3 separate regions of the Mus musculus genome follow, and regions 2 and 3 are each linked to region 1. A link is a loop called in an ENCODE intact Hi-C map of the cell type or tissue named here. Cell type or tissue: left cerebral cortex. All regions are shown on one strand.

Region 1 (8,000 bases):
TCTTTCAGAGAGCAGCCCGGCCGGCCGTCGTGTCAAGGGTTAAAATAGAACTGACACACAGACCGAATGAAACCAGAGCTGCAGTTACAAAGTGGGACAGATGTGGGAGGGCCAGGTTTCCTGTGGCCCATTTTCCAGTTTCCTGCCTGCAACCTGCAGAAGAAGAGGAAGCTCAGCGCTAGCAAAGTCTGAGAACCCTCGGATGGGGGCTGTGCCGCCAGCCAGAAATAAGAGTCGCGGGGAGAGCCTGGACAATAAAAACAATCGCATAGAAAGTAAATGGCCAGGTTCTCTTCCAGAAATGTCTGGAAAGGAATGGCCCTTCTGTTTAAAGAAAAACACGCCCCACATCTCTGGGGCGGGGGTGGGATGGGGGTGGGGCGGCTGTACCCACCATGCAAGAACCTCTGTGCTTTATGGCTCTACAGCTCGACTCGGCTTTCAAGACATGGTCGGTTTTCTTAGAACCGTTGGTTACCTGGAGTGATTTTTCCACCCAAGCACTGTGGTTTTCTACCCCATCTCCTGGATTTATGGATACACAGAGAGGTAGCCGTAGACAGCCCAGGGGCTGCTGCCTCTGTTGGGAAATCTAAGCGACTAGTTGGTTTCTTTCTTCACTCTTCGCTCTAGCTTCACATTGTGGTCTGATGTTTTCAAATAACAAAGACAATGGAGGTGTGTGCGTTGAAGATTCCTTGCGTTCTTTTTTTTTGTGTGTCGGGCTACCTAGAGAGCTGAAGGGAATGGTGCACAGAGAGCTCAGAGGGTCAGAAGATACTGGAAAAGGTGGATAATGCTATTTTTCCCCCAAGAGAGCGACTGTAAAATGTCTGGGATCTTTAGCTTTTGTTAACCATCCATAAAGCCAAAATACTTCAATCCCACCAGAAAGAATTTAAGATTAAAAAAAAAATGGTAGCTTTATACACTTGTTTAGTGAGTGTTTGTTTTCCCATCACGTGCTGTGTTGGAATCGCAGGGGATGCTAATGAGATGCTGGCTAAGAATTCCTAGCACGTTTGTGCAAGCCTTGTTTCCTAGAAGGCAATATTATAAGGTACTCGCGTGAGCTTTGCTGCAGCCAGATAGCAAGCAGGATAGTATTCTGAGCTTTCCCCGGGCTATCCCAATTAGAGTTGACTAGCATCTTGGAGGTACACAGAAGGTGTGTGCTTCTGGGACGCCAGATATTTATTTATCTTCTAGGTGGCTCACCTTTTCTCCAGGCCCAGAAAGTACAACTTGTACCTTGAGGAAGTTCTGGGACGTTGCCACGTTAGAGATCAAAGAGGACCCATGAGAGGCTGTCTAGAGAGCTCTGAAAAGATAGGATAAGATAGGGCTGGGTTGTGCCCTGCTGGGGTGGGGTGGGAAATGGATGAATTTGCGGATGTTGGAGGAAGTAGAATGACCCATGGACGCCATCTCAATGGAGGCAATGTAGCCATCCACTTAGTTTTCCAAAGAAAACACCCTTGTACGTGAGCCACCAGCAAGCCAGTCAAGTTGCTTTTGATTTACCCACAGATGACAAAGTTCCAGGAGAGCTGGGCAGTTTGTATACACAGTTGCAATTCTGTTCTGGCTGAGCGGCCATCAGGTCAGTAATTTCTCCCAAAAAGTTCTCTCCTCAGATGGAAGATTCAGTTTTAAAACGTGGCAAAGTGTCTTGCATGGTCTTAGAGGATAAATCGCTAGGTTGAGCAGTGCCCACTTCTCTTTGCTGTTCCTCTGTTTCTTTTAAAAGACAGGAACAAGCTGTAGATTGTCTACAGAAGAAAGGAAAGCACGGACATTGGTTACCCCACGAGAAGAACTTTGAGGAACATGGACCCTTGGAAGGATGTCATACCTTTGTTTTTCACTTGTGACAGCTGGCAATGACTAAAATGCTTCCTGAAAATAAATTGTAATAGTCTTAGGCTCATCTCAGAAAAAAAAAATGCACCAGAGGTTCTCAACCTGGGAGTCATGACCCCTTTGGGGGTTGAATGACCCTTTCCAGAAGGCCGTCAGAAAACACACGTATTTATATTACCATTCGCAACAGTAGCAAAATGACAGTTATGAAGTAGCAACAAAGTAATTTTATGGATGGGTGTCAGCACCGACATGAGGAACTGTTGCAGCATTAGGAAGGCTGAGAACCAACCACTGCCCAAGACAAAGACTTCAGAGTTTGTTGGTGTTGTGTGTTCATGTACTTCGCAAATTACCCTTGCATGCCTAAAAGTTGCCCGTCCTGGGGTCTGGCAGACCCTAGATGTATTCCTGTTCCTTGGTTTCAGTGGGTTTGTGGATAGCAGTGAACCTTTCCTCATTGGACAAAGAGCTGCAACCCGGAGAAATGTCAGCAAGAGCTTGGTTTTGGTTTTTTCTCCCCCCACCCCCCTCCATTTCTGGATCCACACACATCTTAAGAAAAAGACAGCATGCTATCTGAGTGTCTCCTTTGTGTGTCCTTCACACAGGAATATCCCTTGTTTTCAGACAGCAGGTGTGATAGCTCACACCTTTAATCCCAGCACTCAGAAGGCAGAGGCAGGTGGACCTCAGTGAGTTCCCAGTCATCCCCCATCTACATAGGGTGTGCCAGGACAGCTAGGGCTACATAGTGAGACCCTGTCACAGATCAAAGCAGGAAGAAAGAAAATCAGAAGGTCCTTTTACCTGCTTAACTGCCACCTCTGTGAAATCCCAGAAGCAAAGCTGATAACGTGCAAAGAGAAGCATCAGGTGTGGTTCAGTAGGAAAAAAAAGGAGGAGGGGGAGGAGAAAAGTAGAAGAAAAGAAGGAGAAGGAGGAGGAGGAGGAGGAGGAGGAGGAAGAGGAAGAGGAAGAGGAAGAGGAAGAGGAAGAGGAAGAGGAAGAGGAAGAGGAAGAAGAAGAAGAAGAAGAAGAAGAAGAAGAAGAAGAAGAAGAAGAAGAAGAAGAAGAAGAAGAAGAAGAAGAAGAAGAAGAAGAAGAAGAAGGTGGTGGTGGTGGTGAAGTTTTGGATTTCTAAGAAGCAGTTCAAATCTCTGGCTCTGGATTATGAGTCTGCAGCCAACTCAGAGGACATCTGGCGCCACCTCGTGGCAGATGGAAGGTAACATGTCCTCCACGTTAGGAAGGAAACAGAGGGGAGGATGCCAGGGAGACGGAACCTCTGGAAGTCCAAAGACCGCTTCTCAAGCAGGCAATCTCCTGGCTGCAAAAGCAGCCAGTCTGTTCCATCTTTTACTTTGTGGTTCTGTCCTAAGGTGGGTTTTTTTTTTCACACGAAGATTAGGAAGAACAACAACAACAACAACAACAAAAAATCTCAGGTTTACATTTGTAAAGAGCTGAGTGTTGAAAACACAGAGTGAAGATACTCACTTGGAGTATACAAAAAATGTCTCTTCCTCATAGTACCAGTGGCCCCCTTGCACTTCTTTCCTCTGTCTGTTGCCCTAACCAGCCAGCTTGGGTTATGTCATCCACAGACAGACTTGTTAGTCTAGATCCTCCTCCGCCCAGTGCAACAGTTCTCATCTACTTGATTCCCTGGCCTTTTCCTGGAACACAAGTTCCATGGGAGCAACGGCATGGCCAGGGGCAGCATGGCCAGCAGGGGTCGCTCTCTGCTGACCCGCCCAAGTTGGAGGCCTCTGGAATTATTGTCTTATGCTAGCCGGGAAGGATAGGTGCTGTGCTGCCTGTAAGGATATCAGACAACAGTCCTAACAATGTACACAGTTACATTCCAAGTCACCTTGTAAGCCGACAAGCACACTGTGGCTCAACGTTCACCTGGATGTCGTTGACTGTATTGAAGCCATTGATTGCCTAAAGACAAAGCCCACAGTCCATACAGTATCTGAATGATGCTTTTGAGCTGGGGGGGTGGGGGGGAGGCCATCTGATGTCACAGCAGCATCTGTGAAGAGCTTTCCTTGTTTAAGAAGTAAAGGCAGCTAGTGTTTTAAGTAGTACTTGCTTTGTCCCGGATAGTTTATTAGCGACCTTGTAATATTCAATAGTAACCCTGCAAGGCAGGGATCTGTATCCTCTATACCACCACCATCACTTTACCTGTGAGGACATACGTGTAGAGAAAGGTGAATGACACCCCTAAAACCCTACAGGCAGGCAGGGCAGGGCAGACGCTCAGAGATGAACACAAAGATGCTCAAGTATCTTCTCACCTGCCGAGTAGCCTTCTGGGTATGCACGGGCACTCCTTAGAGGTGTGGAAAAGAACCCTGCCCTAGTCAAGCCAGCAGTGTCTAGGACCTGGGGACACTGGTCGGTGGTTTTATGCTGATTTTTATGGAAGCTAATTTACAGCTTTGTTTCTTATAGAGGACTGGCTGTGAACTAATTCTTGTCCATAGATACCCAGTCGCGTCTACAATGCTTCTTTGTTTCTCTCCCACTCTTTCTTTCTTTTTTTTTTGTCTTCATTTATCTGTTTCACTATTCCTCATCTGTAAATGCCCCATTATTCAGATTTTTTTTTTTTTGAGACAGGGTTTCTCTGTGTAGCCCTGGCTGTCCTGGAACTCACTCTGTAGCTCAGGCTGGCCTTAAACTCAGAAATCAGCCTGCCTCTGCCTCCCAAGTGCTGGGATTAAAGGCATGCGTGACCACTGCCCGGCTATTATTCAGATTTTGATGCCATTATAAAATCTACCTAGTTCCTTTGTCTTAATAGACGAAGTGAGTAGACAGTAGACTTAATAGACAGTAGTGAGCAGGAGAATATCTTTGACCTGCATTCATTGTAGATCCATCTGGCAACTGTGATTTTTAACCTTGTTTGAAAATTCCATTTTTAAACAAAGACATTTCTTCATTTTCGCTGTCTCAGCAAGGTCTTCTCCGACCCCTGTACCCCTGCCCAAGCCCACAAGTACATCCTGCTCCTTGCCCAGCTTCAGTGACTTTCCATAACACCCGTCTTCCAATACACTGTAACTTAATTCATCACGCGTTTTGTTGTTCACAGCCTGTCTCTTCCACTGACATGTGAGCTCAATACGGACATAAGCCCTTTTGTTTACTGATGCTAGACAGCATCTTGGCATAAGATAGATATGAGAGAGAGAGAGAGAGAGAGAGAGAGTAGAGGTTGATGTTTCCAGTTGGTTATAGTATAATATATAGCATAATATATAATACTATAGTATATATTATATACATCTTATTTAAAAGAACCTACATTGATATACTCAGTATCATAGCTTTTATTTTTCCCTTTTAATACATTTATTTATTCTTGCTCTGTGTGTGTGTATGTGTGTGTGTGTGCACGCGCACACACGCACATGCACATGCACGCTGCATGGGAATATATCTTATGACATACATGTGAAGGTCAGAGGGCCATTTGTTGGGAGTTGATTATCTTCTTTCCCTATGTGGATCTTGGGACTAGAACTCAGGATGCCAGGCTATTGAGAAAAGTGCCTTTATCTGCCTCGCTGTCTTGCTGGCCCTGTCTTGTTTTGTTTTGTGAGATGTGAACAGGTTTCGGCAAACATCATCTGCTACGCGTGAAGCTAGCTGTTAATTTGAATTGACTGGGAGAGGATTGGCTTTTGCTATTGAATCTCATACCATCCTGAGCCTTTTGTACCCAGCTTTGCCTTTTATGAGGAAGGAAGACGACAGTAAAAAGTGTAATAAAGAAAGATAGGCTGTCAACACGGCTGGTCTATCAGTCTGCTTCCTGCCTCTTTAAAGGGGGGTTTTTCAGATCTGATGAGCCATTTTATTTTATTTTAATCATTTAATTGACATGGTAATTGTATGTATTTATGAGGTGTGATGTGATGTTTTGATACTTGTTTTCTGTGTACAAGCAAATCAACAACATTAGTACATTCGGTACGTAAACATTCACAGTCCCTGTATGATGAGACTTAACCTGGTAAGACAGTCTAGCAGACAGTGTGCTTGCAGGCAAGCCTGGAGACCCGAGTTTTATCCCTGAGAACCAACTACATGTAGCTTTCCTCTGCCTTCCATTCGTGTGCGTTTATGCTATGATGTGCATATGCCCCTCCCCTCATAATTTTTTTAAGGGATGGCATTAAAATACCTGATAAAACCCCACATATTCAAAACAAGAGCTAGGCAGGGCAAGAGAAGCATATTCTAATTAGCAAACAAACAAAACCAGAGTATGTCGTGTGTTCTCTTTAATATGTGGATGCTTTAAAAAAGTGACTTCGTAGTCAATACTAGGGGCTGGGAGGTGGGAGGGCTGGGTGAAGGGGGATTCGACAGCAGAAGCCAATGTATACAGCTGGAGGAGCAAGTTCTGTTTTAGGGACCTATACTTCACAATAGTCTATTGTTTATCTTAGGAAGATCTGCAAGACAGAAGTCTGAGGCTCCAAAAATAAAGAGAGTAAAGAAGAAGCCATCATCCTGATTTGATGGGTGCCCCTTTGTGCATGTTGACACATCCTCAACCAACAAAACCCAAAAAACCCAAAGCGGAGTGGGGAAGAACATTTAAAAGCCCAGACTACCAGGGAATGGATGTGGGTGCATTTGTCACATTTCTAGCATTGCGCTCAAGAGTTCTAGTCCTTGGAAGCTAGCAGGTCTGGGCATCCAGCCAGATGAATGTCAGCTGATGACACATTGTAACTTAAAGCCGGCTCTGATACCAGGACATTGTATCTATGCGGTGTTACAATATGATACAGTCTCATGGATACACTGTATCCATATAAACACTTGCTGGGATGACAGAGCCCACAGCCTGTCCAAGTTGCAAGGCTTTTGTGAATTCTTCCTCCTGGTAAGTCCCATAGTAAACTGAGTCAAGTACAGCAGTCACGGTTCTTAGAACACCCCCCACCCCCCAGGTACACGAGTCATTGCTCTTTCTGGACAGTCTAAATGACAGGTATTGACAGGTATTGGGGATGGAGGTGGGGTGACATGCTGGATGGTTGCATATGAGAACAACTGCAAGTTACAAAATTTGATGTGGCCATGATTAAAATGAACAGTAGAAGTGGAGTCAAAGAAATATAGCTTGTGCCCTTGAGGGGAGGAGACGAGTCCTCTGTTAATGGTTTTAGCTCTATGGCTCCATGTAATGTCATTTGATAAGGGGACAGGGAGTTAGAACCACCTTATGCTTCTGTGACACACCCCTCCCTACCAGATGGCTTCTACCGTAGGACTATGAGCTGGCTAAAAGAGAAGTATGTCTGATATTCACCACCGAGGAATGTGTGGCTTGGGCTTCCAACACAAAGTAGAACTTTGTGTGACTCAGTCGTCAAAACTGTGGCATGGAGGAGGGCAGAGCAGTGGCTGGCGTGAGCTTGGAAGAAGGGCCAGTCTGTGCTGGGTGGGACGCTTTCCGCACATGAAGCCTGAGCCCCCAGACACCTCCAGGGAGCACAGTTGCTCACTGCAACTCTGAGTGATCCTGCTGCAGTTTGCCACCTCAGGGACTGGGCTCTGTCCTAAGAGTTGTTGGGTGACTCTGAGGTCCTTATCTTCCACCCTGGCCTTCTGTGGGTCCATTTCCTGTATTCCAGAAATGTGGGCGATCCTGAAGCTGATTGCCCCATCACCACCAAAGGCCTCTTCCCTGCCTGCCCTTTCATGCCTCCTTGAGCTCCCAAGGGCATCCTAGTGAAGGGAGGAACAAATATGTGTGATGTTGTAGCAGTCAGCTTTAGCTATGGTGATGCTTTGTAACAAACAGTCCCAAGCGTCCTTGGCTCACTGTGGTATTTATTTTACTTCTGCTTCTTCAGACTCAACCTGTGCCAGGCTTTGATCAAATTGAGGTAAATTCTATGTATCTCATCGCTTCAACCCAGTATTTCACTGACTAGTTCAAGATACATAGCTAAGCCCAACTCTCAGTGTGCTGAGGATATAGGGACTTGCTTCAGTGCGGCTCTGGCTGCCTGGCCCCTTAAAGGAGTGAAGCTGGGAAGAGAGAGGCAGGCTGAGCACTTCCCCTCTCTGCAGAACTCCAAACTGGCTGGCATCTC
Region 2 (8,000 bases), 180 kb before region 1:
TCTCTTCATTATGTAGCCTTGTCTGTCCTGGAACCCATCATATAGACCAAGGCAGCCTTCAATTCACAGATACCTGTATGCCTCTGCATCCTGAGTCACACTGTGTTTTTAAATGTTTACTTCGGCTCTCTATACAGACTGGTACAGGAGGAGGCCAGAAAACATCTAGGTGCACAGTTCAGAGGCCACAGCAGTCTTCCTGTGTGCTAACGTCACAGTGAGTATGAGTGGAGGGGCAGGAAATGGAGAAAAGAGGATACGCCTGGGAGACATTTGAATGCATACAAATGTGGAGAGTGTTGTAAGAATGTGGGAATTACTGCATCTCTTCTGAGTACTCCTTTCTCAGCCTGGGCTCTCAAGAGGCGTGCCAAACACACAGGACCATGGCATCTTTATTTCTACCTCAACTTGTGATGCTCACCCTGCACCTAAATTAAATCAGGCTATTTGGTGGGAGAGTGGCTGGTAAGGACTTTCCATGATCTGAAGGAAGGGAGGGCAACCAAGAGCTGGAGTATGCCAGAGTCAGCATCCTTACACGACAGCTGAACTCAAAGGTGCAACTAGCTCCCTGACGCCAGGGAGGTGTTTAACTTAAAAGACAGGGGGTTAAGGCTCCAGGGATTTAAGGCTTACTATTTATGAGTTGTGCAATTTTGGGCAAAACACTTTGGTCAGCTAACTCTAAATCACTACTTCTAGAAATAGGGATAATAACTTATAATAGCTTAAGGGTAGATATAATATCTGTACATATTATTTAACAGTAAAATGCTATTTTTTTCCTTACTGAAAATGTGTATGTGTATTTTAGATCAAGTCTTGCTACTTGAACCCTGAGCTCATGATCCTCCTATCTCTTCCCAAGGGCTGGGGTGAGAGACAGCCACCATACCTAGCCTTCACAAAACCTTTAAAAGGAGAAAATATCTTACTCTTTCCTGAGTCCCTCTCCATATCTCAGTAGAAACAAAGCACTCAGTAATAACTGCAATCAGTTCAACAGATCTGTTTGTAAACCATGGAAATGGCTTTGGGCTTCAGGGAAAAAAGTCTAAGAAATCTATCCAAGCCTCTGCACGCTTTGCTGACTGGTAACAGTTCAAGAAAAGCACATAGTCTGTCCAGATACTCCAAAAGGGATCCGGTTAGGTGTGTTCAACCTGCAGCCCTCAGCCACCTGTCCTGAGATAGCTACACATGCAGTCCAACACATTTGTAGGTTAGTATGCCGCAAAGCAATAACAAGAGGTTAAATACTCGCTGTGTGGTGGTAATGCACACCATAATCCCAGTGCTTGAGAGGCAGGCAGATCTCTGTGAGTCTGAGGCCAGCCTGATCTACAGAGTGAGTTCTGGACAGCCAGGGCTACACACAGAAATCCTGTTCTGGGAAAACAATAACTAAACAAACAAAATGGACAGGAAGAAGGAAAGGAAGCAGGTTAGCAGGCGGGTACGCACTTGGGCTTGACAGGAGGCAGGCCCGGAGCGTAGAGCCAGGTGTTCCAATCAACTTGATTGAGAAGATCCACCTGTGAACAGAAGACCAGCCAGTTCGTGACAGATAGAGAGACTTGTCCTAGGTTGTAACAAGCTCACAGATGCCCAACTGAAAACCTGGGAGTGATCAGACACCATCTACTCTACGCTGCCACGTCGAGATAATTTCTAAATGTGGGACGGTTAAATCTGACCAATTAACATACAAACTTACAGATATCACAAGTGTTCTGAAAGGGAATCAGAATACAACAGAGGAGTCTCTTGGGAAATTCTGAGCCAATACTTATGGTTAAGAAATACACACAGCCTAACAAGTAGTTTATAGAGCTACATGGAGCATGAAAAATAGGAAGAATTTAAAGCTGACCTTGTCTTTAAAGTGGGAATATAGGAAGCTCTTCCAGTCATCAGTCGTTACACTTTGGTAGGAAAACTTCTTAACATAAGCCTTTAAGAATCCTAGAAACACCTCTAGGAGGAAAAACAAAATTAAAAGAAAGAAAAAGAAATCAATTCACAGGAAGGCAATTCTTTGACGTCGTTTTTGCAGTTGACGTTGTTCTGGTAACCACGGGCAACAGAGAACAGTCAAAGGACCAAGGAGAGCTCTGGACAGTGAGAGAATGTTCAGGACAGGAGGCAGGTCTCCAGTTGGGCCTAGAAGTCTCCTTCCAGCCAGGATGACATAATGAAGTCACAGAGCAAGAATAACCCAAGTTCTAAAGCAATAGCCCTCATCGATGAGACAAAGGGGGAGTAAGCCCACAAATGGAATGGAAGGGCAGGCGCCTTCAAAGCCGATGGAAACGGGTACCACCCCGCCCAGGCCATCAATATAATGTCACATAATCCCAGCACATCTGTGTGAGAGAGAGAGAGTCACGTGCCCTGAGTACGAGGATGCAAAACACTGAGCTTAGAAATTTAAAAAAGACAGATGCAGAACCAATACATAAGACAGTCGCTCTCTCTTGCCTGTACAGCACCACACCCTACTGTACGGACCTCCATGCGGACAGACCTGTGGGAAACTCGAATTCATGCTTGTGGCACGGGAAGAGGTTAACATCAGTAACTAGTAATGAAGCAGAATCATCAGGACACTGTGTGATAGAAGCAACTCGACTGGTCTCTCCCCAAATCCTCTGCTAAGCCGCTCCGGTTCTCAGGGGCCCCGCTGAGTCACACATGGCTTATGTTCCAGGAGTGCTTGTTTTATTTACTGAAGGGCACAGGGTGCAACCCAACAACGACACTGGCAATCTAGATATTCCAAAGTGAAGCCACGAGGTGCAAAGGTGAGGGGGAAAACCCTATGCTGAGGTGGCTAAGACCCACAGGAAGGAGGAAGCTGATGTAGGTGACGTCACATCCATGAAAACTTGAAGAAAGAAGAGAGAATTACAGCGACTTCTGGGAACTTCAATGGAGGAAGTGGACCCACCAATAAGAGTCTACAGGATCCCTGATTTTATTAAAGTCATTCCATGTATATGTGTGTGTGTGACTGACAGTCATCTACCCCTAGAATAAGATCTGGAGCCAGTGACATCAAAGTGCTAATGAGGTGACTCTGGGGCTGGCGAGGGCTGGGAGGCCGCTCATTTGTCACTCATAAACTTCTGGATTGCAGGAAGTTTGTCTATGGATATACGCTATTACCCTAACTCTTTAACTATAATGGGATTTAAAAAAAAGTCAAGCCCCCATTATCTAGATTAAGGGGTTGTGTAGAGTTTTGTGGATGAAGGCAACATCTGACAGCAATAGACGTCTCTAGCAGAATGAACCAGAAATGTAAAAAGACTAGAAAGAGTTAACAAGTCATCTCTACTCTTCATATCACCCTCCCAGAGATTAAAAACAAACGAAAGCCAACCGGCGGACAATGGCAGCTACTTACCTGGTCCCCCAAGAAGCTGTTCAAGGTAGAAGAGTAGCGCAAAGCCCTTCTCATAGGGGATGGAGGAATAGGCTACATCGGGGTCTACGTCCTTCAGATCAACCACGAGCTTGGTGAAGGGGTGGGACTCCCCAAATGTTTTTATCTGCAACCCAATAAAGTGAGATGAGTACCCTCATAGGAAGAGGACTGTTACTGCGCCAGCAAGCTGTTGGGGAGGCTCTGTTTCACTCAGGCTTCTAAACCTTCAACGTACAGACTGGAAACAGTATGCTGCTATCACTCCTGGAGTCTAACTACATGTATGTCTCAGATATTCCTTGCTAATAACAGGCTTTACTTTGACAAAAGAACTAGAAAGATGATTTAATGTCTGAGCGACACATTTAGAGTTGGGGAGAGTGTGTTTAAAAATTCACAAGTAGGGGTTGGAGAGATGGCTCGGCGGTTAAGAGCACTGACTGCTCTTCCAAAGGTCCTGAGTTCAAATCCCAGCAACCACATGGTGACTCACAACCATCTGTATTGAGATCTGACACCCTTTTCAGATGCGTATGAAGACAGCTACAGTGTACTTAGATATAAGTAATAAATAAATCTGCCTGGCAGTGGTGGTGCAGAGAAACCCTGTCTCCAAAAAAAACAAAATAAATAAATACATTTTTGAAAAAAAAAAATCACAAGTATTAGGGCCAGGCAGTGGTGGTGCACACCTTCAACTGTAGCACTCGGGAGGCAGAGGCAAGCAGGCAGAGATCTCAGTGAGTTCAAGGCCTGCCTGGTCTACAGAGTGAGTTCCAAGATAGCTAGGGCTGTTACACAGATCACTCTGTCTCAAACAAACAAACAAACAAACAAATCACAAGTATTCACATAAATTTCTATGCAATAGTCATCTATGTTAGCAGTAAAGAACGTATGTGTTTCTTGGCTCCCAGTTTAGAACAGGGCTATGCATGGCACCTGCTACATCCTCTACACCTATGACTACCCTGTTGTTAAAAAGATAGTTTATTAACCCAGTTTGGTAATGACTATGCAAGGCTGGGTGACTCTTGTAGAAGCCCACCCTACTTACCGTATTCTGTAGCTCTCCCCATCCTCCCAAAGCATGGAAATGTCTGAACTTTTCCCCAAACAACCGTCCACAAATGTGGCGCTCTAAGTAGACAGTATGTCCTTCGTTTAACCTGAAAGGGAACAAAACAAAAAAAAACAACAACAAAATGGGTACTGTCCCAGCAGATAGAACACAGCATCTTAGCCAAGCGGATCTTTTCTTTTGTGTCTTCCCCCGGGAGGAGAGCCCTTATAGATAGCATGGCCTCTACATCCCAGCCCATGCTGCCTAGAGAGGCCCAGGCAGTCAACTAAGACGATAGCAAGCCCAGACCAGCAGGTGGCAGCAGAGAAAAGGAAGCGGCAATCTTGCTATTGCCAAGTCTGTGTTAAAATGCGGCAATGTCAGAGAGTTAGCGGCAGGAATAAACTGCACACCTAGACTGTATGGACCTCTGTGACAGGTGCGGCAGGGTCTTTTGAAACTCCGTGGATCATAGAGACCGTAGGGGAGAGAAACAAGAAGTACAGAGGAGACAGCGGTGGCGGTGGGTGGAAAGCAGAAGGATCAACAAGAGCAACCAATAAAACAAAAGAAAACAAAACAACCCATCATACCAAAAGTGATCCCACGTCTTGTTAGTCACTAGGTTTCCTGTCCAGCTATGAGATATTTCATGTGCAATAACCTGAGAGGACAGTGTTAAGGGATTAGTGGTCACACCGGATACCTCATCCTGAAGCAAGTCCTTATTTAAATACTTCAATGTCACATGACTTGATGTTTTTAAAAACGTATTAAAAAATTACTTACTTCGGGAGGAAAATGCAATTTAACCAAGACCAAAAAGGTATAGAACATGCTAATGGATTAGAAACAACTACCACAAAGAAAAAAAAAAAAAAGACATGGAAAGTATTAAATTCAATGAGCATGTAAGCCGATTAAAATGTTTCATACACAGGAAATAACAATACTTGTTTCTGTGATTATGTATCATATATATTTGGCTAAATTTTTCTTTACTCTACTAAACCTAATTGCTGAAGTAGCAAGAGGATAACCCCAGTTTTCTTTTACAATAATAACTTCTAAACAACACAGTGGGTATTTTAACAACTTCTTGAGTGTTAAGATTGTAAGAAGAAATTTTTACTTACGTTGGAGAGTGACTTGTCACCTGCCTACAAAAAAGAAAACATCTTAGAATTTCCATCATCAGATCGATCGACAGGCTGCAGCTGACGACATCTCAGACCTGGCCTGAAGGGTCACTGTATGTCTACTCTGTATGTCAACAGGTTCAACACACAGGCATTAGGAAGCAAACACTGCCTTCTTTCCTTCCCTAATCACAGAAACCTCTTTAACATCAATAGGACTAATAGGCCTAACCCCAGAGAGAGCTCTTTACTTCCATTTCATGTATCTACCCCTCTTTCCTTCTTACTGTGTGTGTGTGTGTGTGTGTGTGTGTATGCGCACGCACGCGCGTGTGTGTATGTGTGTGTATGTAGCTGTGTATGTGCATGTGTATGTGTGTGTGTATGTATAGGTGTGCATGTATATGTGTGCATGTCTGCATGTGTATGTGTGTGTGAGTGTGTGTGTATATGTATGTGTGTGCGTGTGTGTGTGTGTGTGTGTGTATAGGTGTGTGTGTATGTATAGGTGTATGTGTATGTATGTGTATATGTATGTGTGTGTGCGTGTGTATGTGTATGTGTGTGTGCATGTGTATGTGTGTGTGTGTGCGCGCGTGTGTGTATATGTATGTGTGTGTGTGCGTGTGTAGATGCACGCATGTCTGCCTTTTCTACTGAGGCAGGGTCTCTCAATCAAACCCAGAGCTCTGTGCTATGGCGAGTCTTGATAGGTAGCCTGCTCTGGGAATCTCATCTCTGCTTTCTGAGGCTGGAATTACAGGCAGGGAGCACTGAGGTGGGTTCCAGCAGGTCCTAGCTCTAGGCTACACGAGGGCTTTGGTAAGCACAACCTCCCACTCCCTCCTTTCTTTTAATTGACAATAGATTAAAGGAAAGTTTACACTGTCCAATGTGTTCTATGGCGAATTCCAATCTACTTAGGTCCTAGTTAAGTCCTTGCTGGATTCCTAGAACTCCAAGCAGCTCACTAGGTCTATAAAGCAGCAATGTGTGGTAGGCCAGTCTTCCCTTAGATGCTGGGCACTAAGTTTCTGTGCCTCATACCTGACTGCCAAGTATGAATGATGTGGATCCTTTGTCTAGATACATAATTTGTCCAAAGTGCGTTGTATGGCAGGGCTACTCTCAACATTTCAAAATACTGTAGAACATTCCCTTTCCCGATGGCCAAATAAGTCTCCTTTGAAAAAGTGAAAATTGCGATAACCACAACTAGCAATAAAATTAGAAATAAAGGCTATACAAACAAAAATATATTAAAAATATTACTAGCATCCAAAGCTCTTCCCATCTGTGTATGTGTGTGTGCATGTGCGCATGCCTGCATGTGTGTGTTTCCATGTGGAATAGCCTTAGATTCTATTATTCACATGCTGCCCTCCTTGGATTTTGAGACAGTATCTCTCATTGGCCTGGGCCAAGGAAGAAGGCTATGGTCTAGGACCTGCTGTCTCCACCTCCCTGGTCCAGGATTAGTGTATACAACCGACTTTTCACATGGGTTCTGGGAAGTCAAACTTAAGTCCTCATTAATTATGCAGCAAGCCCTTTATCAGCTGAGCTATGCCCCAGCCCTTCACCCAGGCTTATTTTGGGGACCTCCATTTCAAACGAAGAAATCTTTCTCACCAGTAGCGTAGGCGTTACGAACGTGAGACAAGGGTTCTCCATGCCACCGTACGGGAAGGATGGGGGCAGAACCAAGAGGTCGTACTGCCCCCAAACATAGGGCCCCCCCAGATCTTCTGCAATTTTAAGCATGGATTCGGTCTGGAAAAAAATGAATGCATACAAATCTCTTAATGGTCATAATAGTCATTTCTTAAAAGTGCAAAACGGCTTTCTGTGAAGGCTGTTTTAGAAATTTACTGAAATGATAAGCAGGAAGTAGCAACTACAAACACATCGGAAAGTGCTCACAGCTATGGCATTACCCACGAACCTAAAATCTACCGCCTCATACTATTAGGAAGGGTATGTCTGACCAACCTCAGAAAATTCATTAGCAGATTTCTCCACCTGCTCTTTCTCGGACCACACCAGAGTTCTTGGGCCAATTTGTCTGCAAAATGCAAAAGCTTCATGAGAGAAATTCCAGTCAAATTACTCATCTGGGTCTAAGAAGAACCTAGACGTTTTGTAGTAACAAAAGCTTGTAAAGTAAGATGGGATTGGTTGTGCACTGGCAGGGAGGGAGGAGGCCAAATCATTTAAGGTATCTAATCTGCTGTTAAACACACAGCAAGAACTCTCCACAGAGGCACAGTGCCAGGAAAGGAAAGGAAAGGAAAGGAAAGGAAAGGAAAGGAAAGGAAAGGAAAGGAAAGGAAAGGAAAGGAAAGGAAAGGAAAGGAAAGGGGAA
Region 3 (8,000 bases), 290 kb before region 1:
TCACGCAGCCTGTCATAGGTGAAGAGAAAGTTATTAGAAGGTCTAGAAATAGAAAGTGAAGCGTCTACATTGTTACTGTTTGGAAATGAACTATCCAAATATAAGATTTCCATGATGATGGCTTTTAAATATTCAAGCAATGGTAAGACATTTAATTTTTTTTTTTTTTCTTTTTGTTTTTTCGAGCCAGGGTTTCTCTGTGTAGCCCTGGCTGTCCTGGAACTCACTTTGTAGACCAGGCTGGCCTCGAACTCAGAAAGCCGCCTGCCTCTGCTTCCCTAGTGCTGGGATTAAAGGCGTGTGCCACCACGCCCGGCAAGACATTTAATGTCAACATTTTGGATGAATCCTTCTCTCAGTTCCCGCTGAAGCACTTTCTATACCATAGCCACCTTAGCTCCCAGCCTCCTCCTTGACCTGCCTTTAAAGTTTAAGGGGAATATGCACATCACCTGAGTGGATTGCCACAAACTACTCTGATCGTTTTGAATGATGCCTTAAATTTAAGACCAGTACAAGCCATTTCTGCCTTTTAGGGTAAGCATTGGCTCAGACAAGGCAGTGAGTGACCCTTATGGACCTGTGTAGCGACATGCCAGTGTTTTCAGAGCATGGTAGTGTCTCCTGAACCCTTTTTTTTGAACTGGGTGCTTTGTTAGGTACCATTAAACAAAGCAGTTCTTAACCTGTGGGTCACGACTCCTTTACGGTTGAATGACCTTTCCATCAGATGTCCTGCATCATATCAGATACTTACATTATTCATAACTAGCAAAATTAGTTATAAAGTGGCGGTGAAAATAATTTTAGGGTTGGGGGTACTACAATGTGAAGAACTATAAAGGCTTGGATCACTATTAGGAAGGTTTAGGGCCACTGCTCTAAACTTTGGAGAAAAAGTTCCTTTAATAACTGGAACTGAATGCATATTACTGTTGAAAACAGATTGTCATTGCACTCCCTGGTACTGTAAGGAACCTGAGGTCATTTGGAAGGAGTTGTCCTCGGCTAAGTCTGCTCAATGCTGTGTAAGAGCTGTCTGAGTCACCTTCATTTTTACATGAGAGAGAGAATATCCTCCATGCATCAGCAATGTAACATTAATGGCTAGTATCTTTCAGACATGTTCAGTGGTTTTACATCGTTAATTTGATACATCGTCCCTATGACGTAATCACTCATCGGCTTTGCCTACATGTCATGTGGTAGTAGCAGCCATGTTATAGTGATAATCGTTCCAGACAAAATGCCTATAAAGATCCTCATTTGACTTGTAGAGATCTGCAGGGATGAGGTCTCAGGGATGACGGTCATGTGAGGTCTGTGGAGATAAATGAGTGGGGGTGGAGTGCCAGCTAAAACATTGCATAGTGTCACCTAAGAGTTGCCATTCCTTTATAGACCGAATCACCTGTGGTCATCTAAGGACAGACCCTTCACCACAGTGCAGTTCTTTCTTCACATGACAGCCTCTGAGAAATGTTCATATGACTTGAGACCCTCCTCCTTCCACCACAGCCATCCTAATTGGGTCACTTGTCTCTGATAAACCTTGTGTTTACCCAGATCGTTTGGGTCACAGTGCCCATTGCCTGTAGAAATGATAACACTTATTTCCTAAGAACATTCTCTGTGGGAGGGAGGGCAGGGCTGAATCCTCCACTGCATTCCCATCCTGCAATGTTTGCCATATAGAGACAGCTAACAGTGGGGTGGGATTTATGCAAACCAGCCATGTAACCCATTCGATATACTGAGGAGACTGTCACAGTACTTTTGCCGTCGCTCCTTCTGTTTGAGCCTTTCGATCGCTTCCACGTGTTCTCTGGGAATAGATTCAATGAGGTCGCTCAGCTCCACCAGGCGAGACTCTACTTTGACCAGTTTTTGAACTGCATTCAAGCTGCCAACCTCAGCATCTCCGATGCAGACTCTATACACTTGATTGATCTTTTTACTAAGAGAGTCTATTAGCTTTTCCTGAGCGCAAGAAAAAAAAAAGCAGAAAACGTTCCGTCACTATATGGTGGCTCACTGTCAGTAAATGCAAAATTCCATTCTACTGTTACAAGAGGAAAGCTCTTTAAGCATCATCATCATCACCGTCACCATCATCTCGTGCTGGGGAGAGGACCCAGGACCTAATACATGGTAAGCAAATGTTCTACCGCTGGGTCACACCCCACCTGCTCCCTAAATGTTTCGAAAGACAAATCACTGAGAATCAGGTAGCAAGGAGAATTTGTATTATAATTTATAGCCAGATCATTATTACAGTGACACCTTGGATTGTATTAAAATATATACAGTGTATAAATATATATATATATATATATACATATATATATACATATATATATATATATATGTAGATAGATAGATGAATAAAATTATAAGATAGTATCTTTTGGCTTGAATGTTTCTGTTGACCAGATTTCCTAAATGTTCCAAGTGCCGACAACATACACATACACATTTCAAATCACTTTGTACCACCAGTGGCTTAACGTGTGCCCCTCCCGGTTTTATTGTTGAAAACCCTATAATGCTGAATGATAGGTATGTATCCGCATATGTGCCCAGTCCCCTTCCTGAGAGGGGACCAGAGGGCAGGGACCACTGCTTATGTTACTGTGCACACCTAAAACAGTGCCTTGCACATAACTACACAATAAATGTTTGCTGAATAAACGAGTGCCTTCTTTCAGAGAAATGCATGTACAAGCAAACAGATCCCTAGGCCGACCAAACAGCCTGCTGGGAGTTTAATTTTTGAGGTCTCCGTGGGGAAGCCATTGCTTTAAGTCTAAGCTAAGGAGCACGTAGGCCGAAGCCCGCCGATCCCTGTACCTCGCCACTTCGATGTTTTACTTGATTCTGCAGTCTCTTGAGCTGGTAGATAATGTATTTCGGGAGATGAAAGGGATCCTTTTTCGCCACGGGCTGGCTGATACTCCTCAAGAGGAACTCAATAAACTTCTCAGCAAAGTAAATCGCTTTCCATGTAGGCTCCTGCCTCAGGATTGCCTGCTTCTGCTCAAGAAGATGAGAATCACCATAAAGACAAGAAAAACACACCCAAGGCTGATGTGACTCCCTCCACTGGGGAGACCCATCTGGAACCATAAGGGCCTCACAGCCGCCATGCCATCGCTTAACGCCAAACAAGGTCTGCCACTTCCGGCAGCTTGTTGTTCCCACCTCTCGCTTTAACGGATGTTCCAAAGATCCTGTTTATCACAAAGCTCCTAGTTTCTCACTTTCTAAAAACTTACTTTATTTTCACTTATATTAAAAGAACAGTCCTTAAAAAAAAAAAAAACCCTAGAGAAATATAAAATAACACAAAAGAAAACCATAAATGTGCCATGACGTCCCCTCTAGCATAGCACTTACTTTGTTTTCTATTTAGAGAACTCCACATTTCTTAGAGATAGCTAAAGGACAGACAAATATAAAAAAGAGAAAATAGTGGAAGTACCCCACCCAACGGGGCGACACACTGCATATTAAAGAGAAGAAGAGTAATCAGGATCTTAGTAGAAGATGTGGCTCATGTCTATAATCCTAGCACACGGGCTGGGAGAGTGATTGCCACAAGTGTGGGACAACATGGGCTAGGCCAGCAGGGTTAAATTTGTTTTTGAAAGAAGAAAAACCTATCTTGCCCTAATGTACATGGGAATTTCAAGAAGTTAATGCTTGTTTAAGTAAAACTGATAGGAGCATGTTCTTTTTGATGGAAAGATACTTGAACGCAGAGTTAGGCATGGACAGATGGAGACTTTATATGGTGTCTTTTTCTTTTTTTCTTTTTTTTTTTTTTTTGTCTTTTAAGATCCCTCATCAAACAGGAGAGGGAACTACAAGGCGAAAATGGATTAAGAACTAATAGAAGGAAATGAAAGATGGCTTATTATGAAAATGAGATTGAGTTCCTGGTCTAAGACAGCAAAGGAAAAAAAGGGTTCCAGAATAAGGCCAACTAGAGACAAGAGAGATGTGCAAATGGGTCCTTTAAATTGCCACTAGAGGGCGGGCTTGGACCAGAGCTACTCAAGTTGGAGGCCCTGGCAGCAGGCCAGGTTCCCCAGGGCCAGTGTTCCCCAGGGCCAGTAGGCAGGAAGATGGATCCAAGACTGGGGGTACCAGGACAACTTAGGTGTACGTCCACAGTGAACAGGACCTGATGGACCAGAGCAGTGTTTCAAACTGGAGGCTTGTCTGGATGTCCGTGTGTCATCCGTGTTGATCTTTCCATTACGATTCAAAACAGTAGCAAAATTACAGTTCTGAAGTAGCAATGGAAATAACGTCATGGTTGGGGCTCACATCACGAGGAACTGCATCAAAGGCTCGCAGCGTTAGGAAGGCTGAGAAACCGCTGCTTCAGTGCTGGCCTAGTGTGCGTGTGAGGCAGCCCAGAACTGCGTGAGACTGGGTGGTGGTCTGTGCTGGTAATCCCAGTCTCAAACAGGAGGTGCAGGAGGAGAACTCCAAGGTCATCCTCAGCTACATAGTGAGCATGAAGCCAGCTTTGGATAATGAGATTGTGCCTAACAACAGCAACCCTCAAAACAAAACACTTCTAAGTTTTCCATTTCTCTCTCCCTCCATATCACTTCATACTCTTGGAAGACTGTAAGTTATTAACACCATGTTCCAGAGTGTGCCTGCAAATTGTACACATTTATACTTGTGATTGTTCGTTGATCGAAGTCTTGAGGAACTTTTGAATCAAGTCTCTGTTCTCTGCGCATTGAGCCCTGGGCCTTTCACAAACTAGATTCTCCCTTCTCATGGTTGACTCAATGTTTAAAAGTATTGAGCATGACATTTGCGCCCCCTTAGCTGCCCTAAAGCTGAGATTAAAGTGGTTTGGTTGTGGCGTGCCGTACCATTAGCTAGCAAAGATAATTTATCTTTTATTTGACAGGGTGGTCAGCTTCACAGTTATTTAAGAGTTGGATAGAAACAATACAAGTGTCCATCAGATGAATGTCAACCAATACAGTAAACAAAGTACTGTTTAGGATGGAATATCATTCAACAAAATTCTGATACACGCCACGGCATGGATGAACCCAGAGAACCTTATGCTTTGTGACACAAGCTAGACATTACAAGACACATCCTGCTCAGATTCACGTATATGAGCTATGGAGAAGAGTCGAAGTCAGAGACAAAGAAGCAGAGGCTGAGCAGTGAAGGGACCAGGAACTTGTGTTAAATGCATATGCAGTTCTTCTTGTACAAGATCAAAAGCATTCTAGAGATTGGTTGCAAAACAACGTGAACGTATTTACCACCACCAAACTGTACGTTCAAAAAAAATGGTTACAATGTCCAACTTTATGCTTCAGTGGTGGCAGAAAAGTTCTGGAAATAGACCGTGGCGACAGTTATGCTACGTGAAGGTACTTGTGCCATTGAATTGCACACTCGAGATGGTTAGGTGGCAGAGTTTTGGTAGAAGTGTATCCCTGATGAAAAGAAATGGTTGATTAAAAACAAAAACGAAGAACTGGACGGTTACAATCAACACATTTCCTGCCACAGCTTTTGCTTTTAGTAACCCTGCCTGTCTGCATGTAGGGGAGGATGGTCATCTGTTTCCTAAAGTAGCCTGTTCCTCAAATCTACTTCTGCCTAAAAGTCAAGATCACAGCCATACATGTGATGTTAGCCCAATGCGGCGTCTTTGGATTCAAATTCCATGAGGCTTTCCCAAGAAACCAGTGGTTGTTAGAGTTTGTGGATCTGTAAACTAACCTGATCATTCATTCAACAAACATTTATTGAGCATCGACACTTAAGGGAGCTCTGGACTGAGTTCACTAACAAGAAGTTAGGATGGTCCTTGTGTGGAGGGCTCTGCATGCAGCTGGGAGAGGTGAACCTATCAGTAAAATAAAGGTGTGAGGATGTGTCATGGGTGCTGGGAGACAAGCCAATCTATTTAAGCCCAAAGAAGTTGACACATATTCTAGGCTCTGTGCTTGGGCCAATTTTCCATGCAGTATTAAGTGTGTAGGTTCATGACATGTTCTGTCATTGAGTGGTCACATGAATTTGCCATCAAAACGAATAAACTATATCACACACAACATAGCAACAAAGAAGGGCCATTTGAAATAACTAGAACAACATTTCACGTGAACCCCCTGGACGATTCTTCCATATTGACAAAATAATTCCACGCACTGGTTTTCCACACCCCGTCAACAATTTATGGATTGCCCTAACTCTCCCCGTGTGTCAAGTGCTCAGCACCCAGGGAGGCCAGATCATTACCGGGAGACAAAATAAAGTTACCACAGGCCAAGAAGGTACCTGAGCATCGGAATTGAATTCTCCAAAACTGAAGAGCCTGGACCTCAGCTCCAGCTCTGCTGCCTTCTCCTCCTCTCGTTCACAGTTCATCCTGAGCATATGTTTGTGCTCCAGCAGGAAGGAGATGTTGTTGTTTCTATTGCAAAAGAAGGAGGGGACCCTCGTCTGTAACTCAAAGTTGAGGGACTCAGCCCTCTTGCTGGCCACATGTCAGCACCTGGCACCCAGCAACCACAAAGGGGTCAGCGTGTGATGACATGGCCAAAGTGCATGTGTGTGCATTTGTCATGCGAGTGAGAAAGGTGGGGGGGGAGGGGAGGGGGGAGAGAGAGGAAGAGTGAGAGGGAGGGAGAGAGGGGAAGAGGGAGAGAGAGAGAAAGAGGGAGAGAGGGGAATGGGGCAAGAAGGAGAGGGAGGAAGGGAGAAAGAAGGAGAAGGAGGGAGAAAGGGAGAAGGGGGAGTGAGGAGAAGGAGGGAGAGGAGGGCCTGTGCTCACCACGCACGCACACAGGTCACAAGAACAACCTCAGGTATCAATCCCCATTTTTCACCATGTTTGAGAAAGGCCTTCTTCCTGTTCTTCCTTCTTCCAAAATGTGTGTGTGTGTGTGTGTGTGTGTGTGTGTGTGTGTGTGTATGCGACGGCCTATGTGGACGTCACAGGCAGCTTGGAGGACTCGGCGCTCTCCTGCTACTATGTAGATTTCAGGGATTGAACTCTACCTTGGCAGCCTTTACCCGTCTCAGTGGCCTGGGGTCCTGTTTTGGCAAATGCCAGTGACCTTCTGGGCCGTCTCTTGTCTCTGCCTCCTGTTAGGGGCACTGGGCTCACAGGTGTGCACTACTGTGTGTGGCTTTTGTGCAGACTCCCCTCCTCATGCTTGGTCAATAACTGTTCGATCCCCTGAGGCAGCTCTCAGGCCTACAGCCAAGTCCACGGGAGGCAAATAAAAGCTTACATGCAGGTGTTAATTTCCATTGGAACAGATTTTCTGTCCTGAAGGCAGTGATGCCAAAGGGCACCATTTCAACCCCTCCAGCTAGGAAAATGCTTCAAGAGCGAGAGGAAGCAGGAGGAAAGTTAAACTCAAACCAATCTAGTCTGACCAGATGTCAATTCTTCCTTTGGACCCATCATGTAAATTGTTATTAATTAAAACCCCAGCCTACACCAGGAGAGGGGCCATCATGAGTGGTTGGATATGGTCTCTGCTTAGTGACTGTTGAATAGGAGGAACCCACTCACATCTTATCCTGTATAAATTTTTCTCTTTTGTTGACATCTTCGAGATTCTCATCCACATCTTGGGAATACTGAACCAAGGTGAGGTTCTGCTCTTCCAGCTCCGTGAAGACCTGCAGCAACTCCTCTGGCTCCTTGAAATAAATCTCTGGCAGCTAGTCAATCAACAGGGAAGAGAAGTGTCTCATAATACGCTCATGTGATTTGTCTAGACAGCATAGGGAGGGAGCTGTCACTCAGCTCTCCACCCATGTGGCAAGCTACTTGAGAAAGTCAACTTTTAAGGAGGGACTATTTACGTTTGCCCTGGGACTATGGGAAGTGCATAGTGGCAGAGTAGCCGGTGTCAGGATCGCATGGCGGAGGCCACTTCACTATAACCACGAGGTAAAGAGAGAAGACACCAAGGGTCCCCTTCTCTTTC

The links. Peaks named below come from ENCODE experiments on the same cell type or tissue, not always from the same donor. Only the 100,000 strongest peaks of a DNase experiment are listed, where the experiment ranks them.
Region 2: a loop joins it to region 1, with 6 times the contacts of the local background. A loop is called at or near these places in 17 of 42 quality-filtered maps.
Region 3: a loop joins it to region 1, with 4 times the contacts of the local background. A loop is called at or near these places in 11 of 42 quality-filtered maps.

The regions. Positions count from the first base shown.
Region 1 is chr10:93,287,133-93,295,132 of GRCm38, reverse strand. All of the region lies in intron 1 of Elk3 (ELK3, member of ETS oncogene family), which reads left to right. Gm32551 (a long non-coding RNA gene) reads right to left here. Exons shown (of 2, transcript XR_871953.3): 2 at 5,668-8,000. Among named protein-coding and RNA genes, the nearest start is that of Gm32551, 6.2 kb to the right of the region's middle. In left cerebral cortex, CTCF peaks have their summits at 3,064 (motif pointing left) and 3,607 (motif pointing right); DNase peaks (open chromatin) are centred at 114, 3,074, 3,542 and 6,583; H3K27ac peaks cover 2,516 bases.
Region 2 is chr10:93,468,456-93,476,455 of GRCm38, reverse strand. It overlaps Lta4h (leukotriene A4 hydrolase), which reads right to left. Exons shown (of 19, transcript NM_008517.2): 7 at 7,628-7,700; 8 at 7,268-7,408; 9 at 5,633-5,656; 10 at 5,090-5,160; 11 at 4,491-4,602; 12 at 3,413-3,557; 13 at 1,877-1,980; 14 at 1,468-1,538. Among named protein-coding and RNA genes, the nearest start is that of Hal, 16 kb to the left of the region's middle. In left cerebral cortex, a CTCF peak has its summit at 4,808 (motif pointing right); a DNase peak (open chromatin) is centred at 4,810.
Region 3 is chr10:93,573,742-93,581,741 of GRCm38, reverse strand. It overlaps Ccdc38 (coiled-coil domain containing 38), which reads right to left. Exons shown (of 16, transcript NM_175488.6): 12 at 7,580-7,731; 13 at 6,334-6,469; 14 at 1,775-1,980; 15 at 1-9. Among named protein-coding and RNA genes, the nearest start is that of 4933408J17Rik, 12 kb to the left of the region's middle. In left cerebral cortex, a CTCF peak has its summit at 4,025 (motif pointing right); a DNase peak (open chromatin) is centred at 4,040.